Linked DNA regions of Homo sapiens: region 2 is linked to region 1. Evidence: chromatin loops called from intact Hi-C (ENCODE). Cell type or tissue: MCF 10A. All regions are shown on one strand. Links, peaks and the distances in the headings refer to the core of each region. The heading gives the core; the rest is flanking DNA.

Region 1 (6,639 bases), core at 1,133-6,132:
AACAGAAGGTATTTTACCTCTATCATTTCCTAGGGGAAAAAAATGTATATGGTATGCTAGCAGGATGGATTTTCTCAAGTTTTGCAAGAACCATGACCTTGGAAAAGTACAAAGATCCTGTTTTATTTTAGAAAAATCCCTCTAGCTTTGTGAAGGATGGACTGGGGGAAAGTGTAACTGGGGAGAGGATCAGTTGGGAAACTGTGCATTAATCCTTATAGAAATGATAAGGGTGGGCCAGGCGCGGTGGCTCACGCCTGTAATCCCAGCACTTTGGGAGGCCGAGGCAGGCGGATCATGAGGTCAGGAGATTGAGACCATCCTGGCTAACATGGTGAAACCCCGTCTCTACTAAAAATACAAAAAATTAGCCGGGCGTGGTGGCGGGCGCCTGTAGTCCCAGCTACTCGGGAGGCTGAGGCAGGAGAATGGCGTGAACCCGGGAGGCAGAGGTTGCAGTGAGCTGAGATCGCACCACTGCACTCCAGCCTGGGCAACAGAGCAAGACTCCGTCTGAAAAAAAAAAAAAAGAAATGATAAAGGTTAGGGGAAGAAAAGGGAGGGCTAAATTGAACTTTTAGTTCCTTAGTGGCACAGTCACATTTCAGGTGCTCAATAGGCACACACGGCTAGTGGCTACCATATTGGACAGTACAGATGTAGAACATTTCCATCATCACAAATAGTTCTACTGGACAGCACTGGTCTGGTCTCTTGATCAGAGGTTGCCAAACAACAGCCCACAGACTAAATCTAGACTGTAACTTGTTTTTGTATGGCCTGCAAGCTAAGAATGGATTTTTACATTTTCTAATAATTGAAAAAAAATCAAAAGAATCATATGTTGTGATATGTGAAATTTAGGTATTTCAGTGTCCATAAATAAAATATTATTAGAACACAGCCACACTAATTTCTTTATGTATTATCTGTGGCTGCTTTTATGCTACAAGGGCAGAGTTGAATAGCTGTGACAGACACCATGATTGTCCGCAAAGTGTAACATATTTACTATCCAGCATTTTTTTTTTTTTTTTTGAGACAGAGTCTTGCTCCGTCGCCCAGGCTGGAGTGCAGTGGCGCGATCTCGGCTCACTGCATGCTCCGCCTCTAGGGTTCACACCATTCTCCCGCCTCAGCCTCCCCAGTAGCTGGGACTACAGATGCCTGCCACCATGCCTGGCTAATTTTTCTGTATTTTTAGTAGAGACGGGGTTTCACCGTGTTAGCCAGAATGGTCTCGATCTCCCGACACTGTGATCCACCCGCCTCGGCCTCCCAAAGTGCTGGGATTACAGGCGTGAACCACCGTGCCAGGCCTTTTTTTTTTTTTTTTTTTTTTGAGACCAAGTCTCACTCTGTTGCCCAGGCTGGAGTGCAGTGGCACGATCTCAGCTCACCGCAACCTCCGCCTGCTGGGTTCAAGCGATTCTCCTGCCTCAGCTTCCCAAGTAGCTGGGACTACAGGTGTGAGCCACCACACCTGGCTAACTTTTGTATCTTTTGTAGAGATGGGGCTTCACCATGTTGGCCAGGCTGGTCTTGAACTCAAACTCCTGACCTCAGGTGATCTGCATACCTTGGCCTCCCAAAGTGCTAAGATTACAGGCATAAGCCACCGCATGTGGCTCTATCCAGCCTTTTACAGAAAAAGTTTGCTGACTATTCTACATCATTGACCACCCTACACTGGGTTCTTTCAGAGTACTTAATAGAGCACACATACTGTCGATGCCTCAGTTGGACCACGATTGCTCTCATAGGATCTAATGTGATGAGACAAAAAGTCCAACAGACTTAGATTTTAACGCTGAGCTCACTCCTTTACCAAATGAGCCACGTTGAGCAAGTAATTTAATTGCTTCAAGTTTCTTGGGGTTTTTCTGTTTTTTGTGGTTTTTTGTTTTTTTTTTTTTGAGACAGAGTCTCACTCTGTTGCTTAGGCTAGAGTGGTGTCACAATCTCAGCTTACTGCAACTTCTGCCTCCTGGGGTCAAGCAATTCTCCTGTCTCAGCCCCCCGAGTAAGCTGGGACTACAGGTGCCTGCCACCATGCCCAGCTAATTTTTGTATTTTTAGTAGAGATGGGGTTTCACCTTGTCAGTCAGTCTGGTCTCGAACTCCTGACCTCAGGTGATCCATCCACCTTGGCCTCCCAAAGTACTGGGATTACAGGCGTGAGCCACCATGCCCAGCCCAAGTTTTATTTTATAATGTAAAGAAAAAAGGGGATGATAATACCTCACAAGATTGTTGTAAAGTCTAAAAAAGTCTAATGTAAAGTCTTAAAAAGTCCTCTTTTTCTTTTTTTCATTTAATTTTTTTTAGAGACAATCTTGCTATGCTGCCCAGGCTGGCTGGAGTGCAGTGGCTTCTCACAGGTATGAACATAGCTCATTGTAGCCTTGAATTCCTGGGGCTCAAGTGATCTTCCTGCTTCAGCCTCCTGAACAGCTGGAACTACAGGCACTGACCACCATGCACCTTTTTTTTTTTTAACTTTTTATCGAGGTCCTCTTTCATCTAGATTTTCTCAATAACTATGATTGAATATGCATAATAATCAGTTTTAAATGCTTGTTGAGAGAATGAAGACTTGAATGTTTGGTTGAATAAGACAAAATTTCAGTATAGCCTGTAAATTTGAATGGCATATAGATAGACTTGCTTTCTCTTTAATACTCTAAAATCAAATACTTTTTTTGGGGGGGGACAGATTCTCACTCTGTCACCCAGGCTAGAGTGCAGTGGCCGAATCTGGATCTCGGCCTTGGCTCACTGCAAGCTCCACCTCCCAGGTTCAAGCAATTCTTGTGCCTCAGCCTCCCGAGTAGCTGGGATTACAGGTGCATGCTACCACACCTGGCTATTTTTTTGTATTTGTAGTAGAGATGGGGTTTCACCATATTGGCCATGCTGGTCTCAAACTCCTGACCTCAAGCCGTCTACCTGCCTCAGCCTCCCACAATGCTGGAATTGCAGGCGTGAGCCACCACGCCCGACTCCAAATACTTTTACTAAACCAATTTTTTTTCCTTTTTCTTTCTTTTTTTTTTTTTTTTTTGAGACAGAGTGTCGCTCTGTCACACAGGCTGGAGTGCAGCGATGTGATCTTGGCTCACTGAAACCTCTGCCTCCCGGATTCAGGCAATTCTTGTGCCTCAGCCTCCCGAGTAGCTAGGGTTACAGGCTCACACCACCACACCTGGCTAATTTTTTGTGCTTTCAGTAGAGATAGGGTTTCACTATGTTGGCCAGGCTGATCTTGAGCTCCTGACCTCAGGTGATCTGCCTGCCTGCCTCAGCCTCCCAAAGTGCTGGGATTACAGGCATGAGCCACTGCACCTGGCCATAAAGCAAATTTTATTGAAACTGAAAACATATTCCCTAGCCTTGCTACCTCTCACCTACTTTTGCAATAGATCATTATGTTAATCATATGCTTGGCGAGGCGCAGTGGCTCACTCCTGTAATTCCCAGCAGTTTGGGAGGCCGACATGGGCAGATTACCTGAGGTCAGGAGTTCGAGACCAGCCTTGCCAACATGGTGAAACCCTGTCTCTACTAAAAATACAAAAAATTAGCCGGGCGTGGTGATGCGTGCCTGTAATCTCATCTACTAGGATTACTAGGGAGGCTGAGGCAGAAGAATCACTTGAACCTGGGGGGCAGAGGTTGCAGTGAGCCGAGATCGGTCCATTGCACTCCAGCTTGGGCAACAAGTGCAAAACTGTCTCAAAAAAAAAAAAAAATCACATGCTTACCAGTCTTACTTTCCCTTATATACCAGTGGGTGGCACTGTACACAGTTGGCTGTATCTCCCTCGGTGCTGAAGAGTGGAAACAGAGCATTAAAGTTGGAAGGGACTTTCGAATTGATGTGACCCATACTGAGGAAGAATTCATGGCAAAAGCAGAATCTAAACTCTGACCTCCCATCCTCCCATTCCAGAATTTTTTGCTTAGTGCCACAAGGCCTCACTACAAGTGTGCAGATGCTCAATAAACACTTGAGGATGCTGTACACTCTCATTTCCATTCTGCTTTTATGCTTAGTTTCTGCTTAGCATTGTGGCAGCTTAGAAGCACTGTTGTAAAGCAGGGCTTTCGAATCAGACAAACTAAGACTTGAATCCTGGCTCTACCATGCACCAGCTCTGTGACCTCTTACAATCCTATCAGCTCCATCTTCAAAGTATAACCGCATCTCTGGCCACACCACTGTGAACATGCATGAATTCCTCAAAACACGTATCAAATCTGACATTTCTTGTCACCTCCACCATTATCAGCCTAAGTCAAGACACAGATTTTTTCCTGGACCACAGCAATAGGCTTCTGACAGGTCACCTGGCCTCTGTTCTTGTTCCTCTACAGTCTATTCTGCATACAGTACCTTAAGGAAGAAATGTAAACCAGAGTGTCACTGTTCTCTCAAATCCCCCAGTGGCTTCCTGTCCCACCAATATGGCCCTGAGTGATTTTCCCTTGCTCTGTTGGCTGCAGCCTCACTGGCCTCCTTATTTCCCCCCTTAGCACTTGCTACTTCCCCAGCCAGGGATGCCTTTCACACTGACCTCACTTCCTTATTCCATCCAGACCTCTGTTCAGACATCTCCTCAGAGAGCGCTCCTTGACCACCCAACCTAATATGGCCCTCTCATCACTTTTCTTCCCTTATCCCACTAACTTTTCTTCATAGCACTTCAATGCAACAGACATTATGTACATACTTACTTGTTTATTTATTTACTATTCCCACCAACCTCCAGGTTGTAAGCTCCACATTTTGCTCACTGTGATATTCCTAGTTCTTAAAACATTAAGCGCTCAAAAATTATGCATTGAATGAATGAAACTCCTTAACCTCTCTAATCCCCACTTTGCTAATCTAAAAAATGAGAATAATATTTACCACAAAGTTATTGTGAAATTAAACAAAAAATGAAATAATGTATATAAATAGAACATTAAAAATGCTCAATAAGTGTAGCTGTTATTGTTCACTTTTTGTTGTTTTGCCACATATTATTATGCTAAACTAAAGCAAAATAATCCTTCTATCCTATTTCCAAAGGACATATTCTTTAATTATGAGGCAATCCCTAGTTTTGAAAGTTAGCATTATACATTTCTTTAATTTGCATATGCTATATTTTAAAATATTGGGCTTCTGTAACTGAGAATAGATTTTTGCTTGTATACTTCTAATGTATTAAAATAAAAATTTTGGCCAGGCACAGTGGCTCATGCCTGTAATCCCAGCACTTTGGCAGGTCGAGGCGGGTGGATCACGAGATCAGGAGTTCGAGACCAGTCTGGCCAACAGAGTGAAACCCCATCTCTACTAAAAATACAAAAAATTAGCCGGGTGTGGTGGTGTGCGCCTGTAATCCCAGCTACTCAGGAGGCTGAGGCAGGAGAATCGCGTGAACCCGGGAGGCAAAGGTTGCAGTGAGCCAAGATCATGCCATTGCACTCCAGCCGGATGACAGTGCGAGATTCTGTCTCAAAAATAAATAAGTAAAATAAAAATTTTTGGCCAGGTGAGGTGGCTCACAGTAGTCCCAGCTACTCAGAAGGCTGAGGTGGGAGGATCATTCAAACCCAGAAATTCAAGGTTGTAGGGAGCCATGATCGTGCCATTGCACTCAAGCCCGGACGAAAGAGCAAGACCCTACTATCTCAAAAATAAGTAAATAAATATTAAAAATATAAAGCTTTATATCAGTGTCATGTCAAATCTTTTTTTTTGTTAACTCGGTTTTTTGGCCTCCAAAAGTGCTGGCATTACAAACATGAGCCCCTACACCCAGCCCAGAATAAGCATTCTAAAGACCTCTTATTGTTGTAATTGTAGAATTATTCAAGGGCCTCAGCAGAAACCTTACAAGCCAGAAGGGATTGGGATCCTATCTTCAGCCTCCTTAAACTGAGTAACAGTCAGCCAAGAATTATTATTATTATTATTATTATTTTAGACAGAGTCTCGCTCTGTCGCCCAGGCTGGAGTACAGTGGCACGATCTCGGCTCACTGCAACCTCTGCCTCCTGGGTTCATGTGATTATCTTGCCTCAGCCTCAAAAGTAGCTGGGATTACAGGCATGCACCACCATGCCCTGCTAATTTTGTATTTTTAGTAGAGGCGGGATTTCACTATGTTGACCAGACTGGTCTCGAACTCCTGACCTCATGATCCACCCACCTCAGCCTCCCAAAGTGTTGGGATTACAGGCGTGAGCCACCACGCCCAGCAAGAATTTTTTTTTGAGAGGGAGTCTTGCTTTGTCACCCAGGCTGGAGTGCAGTGGCACCATCTCGGCTCACTGCAAGCTCCACCTCCTGGGTTCACGCCATTCTCCTGCCTCAGCCTCCCCAGTAACTGGGACTACAGGCACCCGCCACCACACCCAGCTAATATTTGTATTTTTAGTAGAGACGGGGTTTCACCGTATTAGCCAGGATGTTCTCGATCTCCTGACCTTGTGATCCACCCACCTCGGCCTCCCAAAGTGCTGGGATTACAGGCATGGGCCACCAAGCCCGGCCCATTAAGAATTTTTTTTTAAGGCAGGGTCTCACTCTCTTGCCCAGGCTGGAGTGGAATGGCACGATCATGGCTCACTGCAACCTCAACC
Region 2 (6,639 bases), core at 622-5,621, 70 kb after region 1:
TTGAACCATCCTTGCATCCCTGGAACAAATTCCAGTTGGTCATGATGAATGATCTTTTTAATGTGTTGTTGAATTCAGTTTGCTAGTGTTTTGTTGAGGATTTTTGCATCAATGTTCATCAGAGATATTGACCTGTAGTTTTCTCTCTTTTTGACATATTTGTCTGGTTTTAGTAATACTGATGAGTATTACTGGGTCTTAGAATGAGTTTGAAACTATTCCCTCCTCCTCCATATTTTGGAATATTTTGAGTAGGATTGGTATTAGTTTTTCTTTAAATGGCACTGAAGCCATTGGATCCTGGGCTTTTCTTTGCTGAGAGACTTTTTATTATGGCTTCGATCTCATTACTTGTTAGTACTCTAGTCAGGCTTTGGATTTCTTCATGGTTCAATCTTGGTAGGTTGTATGTGTCTAGGAATTTATCCATTTCTTCTAGGCTTTCTGATTTGTTGGCATATAGTTGCTCATCGTAGCCTCTAATGATCCTTTGAGTTTCTGCAGTATTAGTTGTATTGTCTCCTTTTTCATCTGTGATTTGATTTCTTTGGGTCTTGTATCTTTTATTTTTAGTCCGGTTAAAGGTTTGTTGATACTATTTGTCTTTTCAAAAAAATCAAGTTTACATTTTGTTGATCTTTTGTGTGTTTTGTTTCAATTTCATTCATTTCTGCCCCGATCTTTATTACTTCTTTTCTTCTACTAATTTTGTGTTTGGTTTGCTCTCGCTTTTCTTGTTCTTTAAGATGCATCATTAGTTTGTTCATTTAGCGCCTTTCTCCTTTTTTTGATGTGGGCACTTATTGCTTGCTATAAACTCACCTCTTAGTACTGCTTTCACTGTATCCCATTGGTTTTGGTAGTAGTTGTGTTTCTATTTTCATTTTTTTCAAGAAATTTTTCAATTTTTTTCTTAATTTTGTATTGACCCCCTGCTTAATAAGGGGCATATTGTTAACTTTCATGTGTTTTTGTAGTTCCCAAAGTCCATCTTGTTACTGATTTCTAGTTTTGTTCCATTGTGGTCAGAGAAGATACTTGTTAGTTTTTGTAGGTTAGTAACAATATTTGGATTATACTAAGGAGTTTTTATCTAGAGTTATAGAGATTTTCTTAGAATGCTGCCATGGTAGAGAATAAGTGGGTGGGTATATAGGGGAAAACAACATTTTGAAATATGTTTCAAATTTTCCAGATTAAACAGTTAAAAAGAACAGGTGGTGAACCTAGAGAATAGTGTTTTAGAAACCGAGACACAGGATTTCTTAATAGTGGGCAACTTTGTCAGGGACTGCAAGAGAGATCACCTAGAATAAGGACTGAAAAGATGTCATAGGTTTCAGCAGCTGGTTTCATGACCTTTGCAACCGCAGTTTTGGTGGAGTGTTTGGGCTAAAACCTGGCAGCAGCATTTTGAGAAATGTGTGGAAGGTAAGAACATGGAGAAAGGATATGATCACTATGTGAAAAAAAGTTGTTTCATTATAAAAGATTACAAACTTATGATTTTTAAAATATTAAAGAGAAGTATGAAGTGAAAAAAAACCCTGCCCCTTTTCCTTTCTCATCTTCTCACCTGTTTCCTCCAGTTTTAGTCTCTAGTTTTACTCTTGAGATTTGTGGCTACTGAATGAATGGAGTGTCAATCTGAATGGGAAAGAGAATTTTTTTTTTTTTTTTTTTGAGACAAAGTCTCGCTCTTGTTGCCCAGGCTGGAGTGCAATGGTGTGATCTCGGTTCGCTGCAACCTCCGCCTCCCAGGTTCAAGCGATTCGCCTGCCTTAGCCTCCTGAGTAGCTGGGACAACAGGCACGTGCCACCACGCCCAGCTAATTTTTGTGTTTTCGTAGAGACGGGGTTTCACCATGTTGGCCAGGCTGGTCTCAAACTCCTGACCTCAGGCGATCCACCCACCTTGGCCTCCCAAAGTGCCGGGATTCCAGGTGTGAGCCACTGCACCTGGCCTGAAAGAGGTTTTTGAGAGGGAGACTCAGAAACGCCTTTGCCTGAGAAGAGCTAGGAAATAGAAGGAAAGAAAAAAATGGAACAGAGGAGCTCAGAGAAGATAAAAGGAAGTAGGGATGCAGTGGTCAAGTGGGAGAAAAAAAAGGAGAGGCACTCTTTTCTTTGAGTAGCCAGGAAAAAATGACTTTGTTTTTCTTTCTCAATTAGCAGACCAAGCTGTATGCTGGTGATTGAGGTTTGGATAGGGTTGGTGGCATCTAGTGTGTAGTAACTATGGGAATTAGCAAATCAATGGCAGAGTGAAGGACTCACTTTCACTCGCTCAGGTCCAAACTAGGCTTTAAATGACTTCTTTTTTTTTTGAGACAGTCTTGCTTTGTTGCCCAGGGTGGAGTTCAGTAGCACAATCTTGACTCACTACACCCTCTGCTTCCTAGGTTCAAGCGATTCTTCTGCCTTAGCCTCCCGAGTAGCTGGGACTGCAGGCACACACCACTGTGCCTGGCTAATTTTTGTATTTTTAGTGGAGATGGGCTTTCATCATGTTGGCCAGGCTGGTCTCGAACTCCTGACCTCAACCCGCCTGCCTCGGCCTCGCAAACTGTTGGGATTACAGGCCACCACACCTGGCCTGAATGACTTTTTCACTGAGGAATGCCATAGTCCAGGCAGATGTGCCACCTCATTGATCGCCAGGGATGACTCAGTTGTCTGGCTAGTTGGGTAAGGGAGGTGTTTTTTCCATCACTTCTGTGTGTCTGTTACTAAAACTGTTCATTTATATTTCACAGCAGCTCAAGTGCAACTGTTCTTCAGTACTTTTGTAGCTTTTCATTTCTGTGACTCCTTTGAGGAGGCTCTGTCATGTGAAAGGAAAAATTTGATAAAATGATTACATGGAGACTTCTAACTAATCGTATTGTGGCAATGGAACTACTTTCACTTCCTCTTTTAAAGAAACAGGTAACAGAAAGCCTCCTCTTTAGACTTTCCCATTAGACACATAGCAGTGACAATTTAAACTGTGGTCAGTAGCCAGGCATGGTGGTGCACTTCTGTAGTCCCAGCTATTTGGAAGGCTGAGGCAGGAGAATCGCTTGAACCCAGGAGGCGGAGGTTGCAGTGGGCCAAGATAACACCATTGCACTCCAGCCTGGGCAACAAGAGCCAAACTCCATCTCAAAAAAAAAGAAAAAAAATGTGGTCAGGAATAGATTCTGTTTGCTGTATTTGGGATATATACAATGTTAAGAACAAAATGGCCAGGTGTGGTGGCTCATGCCCATAATTCCAGCACTTTGGGAGGCCCAGGCGGGAGGATTGCTTGAGCCCAGGAGGTCGAGGCTGTAGTGAGCCGTGATCATGTCACTGCATTCAGCCTTGAGTGACAGAGTGAGACCCTGTCTCACCAAAAAAGAAAACCAAAGAACAAAATTTTATATCTATATACATTGGTGTCTGTGAACCTCATGTGGTATTTTTATGCAAATAGAAATGGAAGTTATATGTTACCTACTTCAGAAAATTGAATTGTCTAAATAAATATCTAAATATTTGTCCTTAGGCCAGGCACGGTGCTTCACGCCTATAATCCCAGCACTTTGGGAGGCCGAGGCAGGCGGATCACCTGAGGTCAGGAGTTCAAGACCAGCCTGGACAACATGGTGAAACCCTGTCTCTACTAATACAAAAATTAGCTGGGTGTGGTGGCACACACCTGTAATCCCAGCTACTCGGGAAGCTGAGGCAGGAGAATCGCTTGAACCTGGGAGGCAGAGGTTGCAGTGAGCCAGGATCATGCCACTGCACTCCAGCCTGGGTGGCAAGAGCAAAACTCTGTCTCCAAATAATAATAATAATAAGTAAATAAATATTTGTCCTTGTCATATATTTGTTTATAAATATGAGATTATTTTTTCTAAAAATTTACATTATGAAATTTGTTTAGTAATCATCACATTTAGGGGTTTTAAAGTGACCTTTACTTTACTTTTGTGTTTTTTAGGAGACCCGTGTACAGTATCATCTCAGTTGGAGTTAGAAGAAGCCTTTAGACTTTATGAGCTAAACAAGGATTCTGAACTCTTGATTCATGGTAAGAGAGTAGTCATTTCATACTCGTCCAGACTGATAATTTCTTTGAAATCACTCTTTATTCTTCACCATTTTGAAACATAATCTTAATGTCATTTTCTCAATCTCTGTGACTCATGCCTAAGTAATTGTCGTTATTTAGTAGTTTCTCACGTGCTACAGAAGGTAAAATTAATCTGCTGCTTATAGTCTGGGGAATTTTGTGGTCTCTGTATGTCTTGTTGGATATTAAAATGTGATATCTCAGTGTATCACAGCAAATTTATGATAGAACTTAAAAATTGAGAGCCTGGGGAATCTAAGTCATCTACTTGAAATTTTGTTATGTATACAAATAATGACCTCCAAAGGTAAGGTATCTTAAATATCCTTTCTTTTGCTTAAAGGTTAATAGTGAAACTATTTACATGATTCCTTTATTTTTGAGACAGTCTCACTCTGTCACCCAGGTTGGAGTACAGTGGTATGATCTCGGCCCACTGCAACCTCTGCCTCCTGGGTTCAAGCATCTCAGCCTCCCAAGTAGCTGGGATTACAGGTGTGCACCACCATGGCTGGCTAATTTTTATATTTGTAGTAGAGACAGGGTTTCACCATGTTGGCCAGGCTGGTCTCGAACTCCTGGCCTCAAGAGATCCGCCTGCCTTGGTCTCCCAAAGCACTGAGATTACAGGCATGAGCCACTGCACCAGGCCCATTTACATGATGCTTTAGAGACATTAATATGTTTATACCTCAGCAACCTTGAGATGTAGGAAGTGGCATAGAAGAAGTAACCTAAACTCAGTTATCATTGTAACTGGCACGTTGTAGACCTGGATTGTGAATCTAGGAATTCTGATTCCAAATTTGTGTTTCATTCAACTATGCTAACCATCAAAAGTCATGTAAAACTTTTTTTTTGTTTGTTTTTTTGAGGCAGTTTCTCTCGCTCTGTTGCCCAGGCTGGAGTGCATTGGTGCAGTCATAGCTCACTGCAGCCTTGACTTCCCAGGTTCAAGCGATCCTCCCACCTCAGCCTCCTGAGTAACTGAGACCACAGGCACTGCCGCACCACTATGACTGGCTAATTTTTTTTTTTTTTTTTTGTATAGATCGGATATCACTATGATGCCCAGGCTGGTCTCAAACTCCTGTGCTCAAAGAGTCCTACCACCTGGGCCTCCCAAAGTGCTGGGATTAGAGGTGTGAACCACCATGCCCAGCCAAGAACCTCTTAATATACTGCATTTAATTGCAATATATTGACAGTATTTCGTTGAACATTTTTGAGAGCTATGAGACCAGACTTAGGAATCTTCTAAAAAAGTGAAACGAATGTAAATCTTTCCTTAAGTATAATGAATCATTTCAGTGCCTTATTATTATTTCTTTGTATTTTCCTTTACAGTGTTTTTTTTTTAAAAAAAAAAAAAAAACAGTGGTTTGATTTTATATTTTATTTGAGACACAGTTTCACTCTGTTGCCCAGGCTAGAGGGCAGTGGCACAGTCTCAACTCACTGCAACCTTGGCCTCCTGTGTTCAAGTGATTCTCATGCCTCAGCCTCCAAAGTACTTGGGATTACAGGCGCCTACCACCATGCCCAGCTAATTTTTGTATTTTTAGTAGAGATGGGGTTTCACCATGTTGGCCAGGCTGGTCTCGAACTCCTGACCTCAGGTGATCTGCCTGCCTTGGCCTCCCAAAGTTCTGGGATTACAGGCGTCAGCCACTACGCCTGACCTGATTTTTTTCTACCTCCAGAATTTGACATAGTGACTCACAAGGGATCCATAATGTACTTTGTTGAGATTCTAAAAGAGCTTTAAGAGTCTATTTTTTTTGTCATCTCTTTCCAGAATAAAATTACAATGAATGCATAAAGAAGTGATTGATGAATGGTATTAAACAGTCAGTTTTAAGTCTTATTGCCTTTTAATACTACATCACAGATGTTTTCAGAAGCTAGCTTACGTTTCAGCTTTTAAAAATATGCATTAGGAACTGTGCTTCCTATAGTCTGTGCTCTTTATTAAACTGTGTCCTTTAGTACATCACAGACTAAGAATAGCTGACTAGATATTCATAAATACATTGTTGCTTTATATTCTACCTTGTTATAAAAATGGTTTTAATTAGTATATACATTTAAAGTTTCTAATGTAAATTTACATTTTTGATTTTGGTACTGTTTCTGGTGTTAATTTATTCCTAAGTTTAGTATACATCTTTTAAAAACCAATATTTTATGTTCCATATTTGTATACATTTTTGTAATTTAATTTTCATCCTTCATTGTGACAAACTTGTCCTACTATACCAAGGATTTAAGGCGATATTAGTTAATGATTTCTTTAAGGATAAGAAAATAATTCATGATGTAACAGGGACTGGAATTAGTCATTTGAGCTTCTGATGCATTGGTTTTTTTGTTTTGTTTTGTTTTTGTTTTTGTTTCTGAGATGGTGTCTCATTCTGTCACCTGGGCTGGAGTGCAGTGGCATGATCTCAGCTTACTGCAACCTTCGCCTCCCAGGTTCAAGTGATTCCCGGGCCTCAGCCTCCTAGGGAGCTGGGATTACAGGCACATCACCATGC

Evidence for each region. Hi-C counts contacts between places; a loop is a spot of excess contacts. Peaks named below come from ENCODE experiments on the same cell type or tissue, not always from the same donor. Only the 100,000 strongest peaks of a DNase experiment are listed, where the experiment ranks them.
Region 2: a loop joins it to region 1, with 2.4 times the contacts of the local background. A loop is called at or near these places in 6 of 110 quality-filtered maps.

What each region holds. Positions count from the first base shown.
Region 1 is chr3:170,185,506-170,192,144 of GRCh38, forward strand. No RefSeq gene overlaps it. Among named protein-coding and RNA genes, the nearest start is that of PHC3, 7.1 kb to the left of the region's middle. In MCF 10A, for the core only: a CTCF peak has its summit at 3,788 (motif pointing right); a DNase peak (open chromatin) is centred at 3,816.
Region 2 is chr3:170,255,999-170,262,637 of GRCh38, forward strand. PRKCI (protein kinase C iota) reads left to right here. Exons shown (of 18, transcript NM_002740.6): 3 at 3,971-4,060. Among named protein-coding and RNA genes, the nearest start is that of PRKCI, 37 kb to the left of the region's middle. In MCF 10A, for the core only: no CTCF peak of the experiment used is centred there; a DNase peak (open chromatin) is centred at 2,643.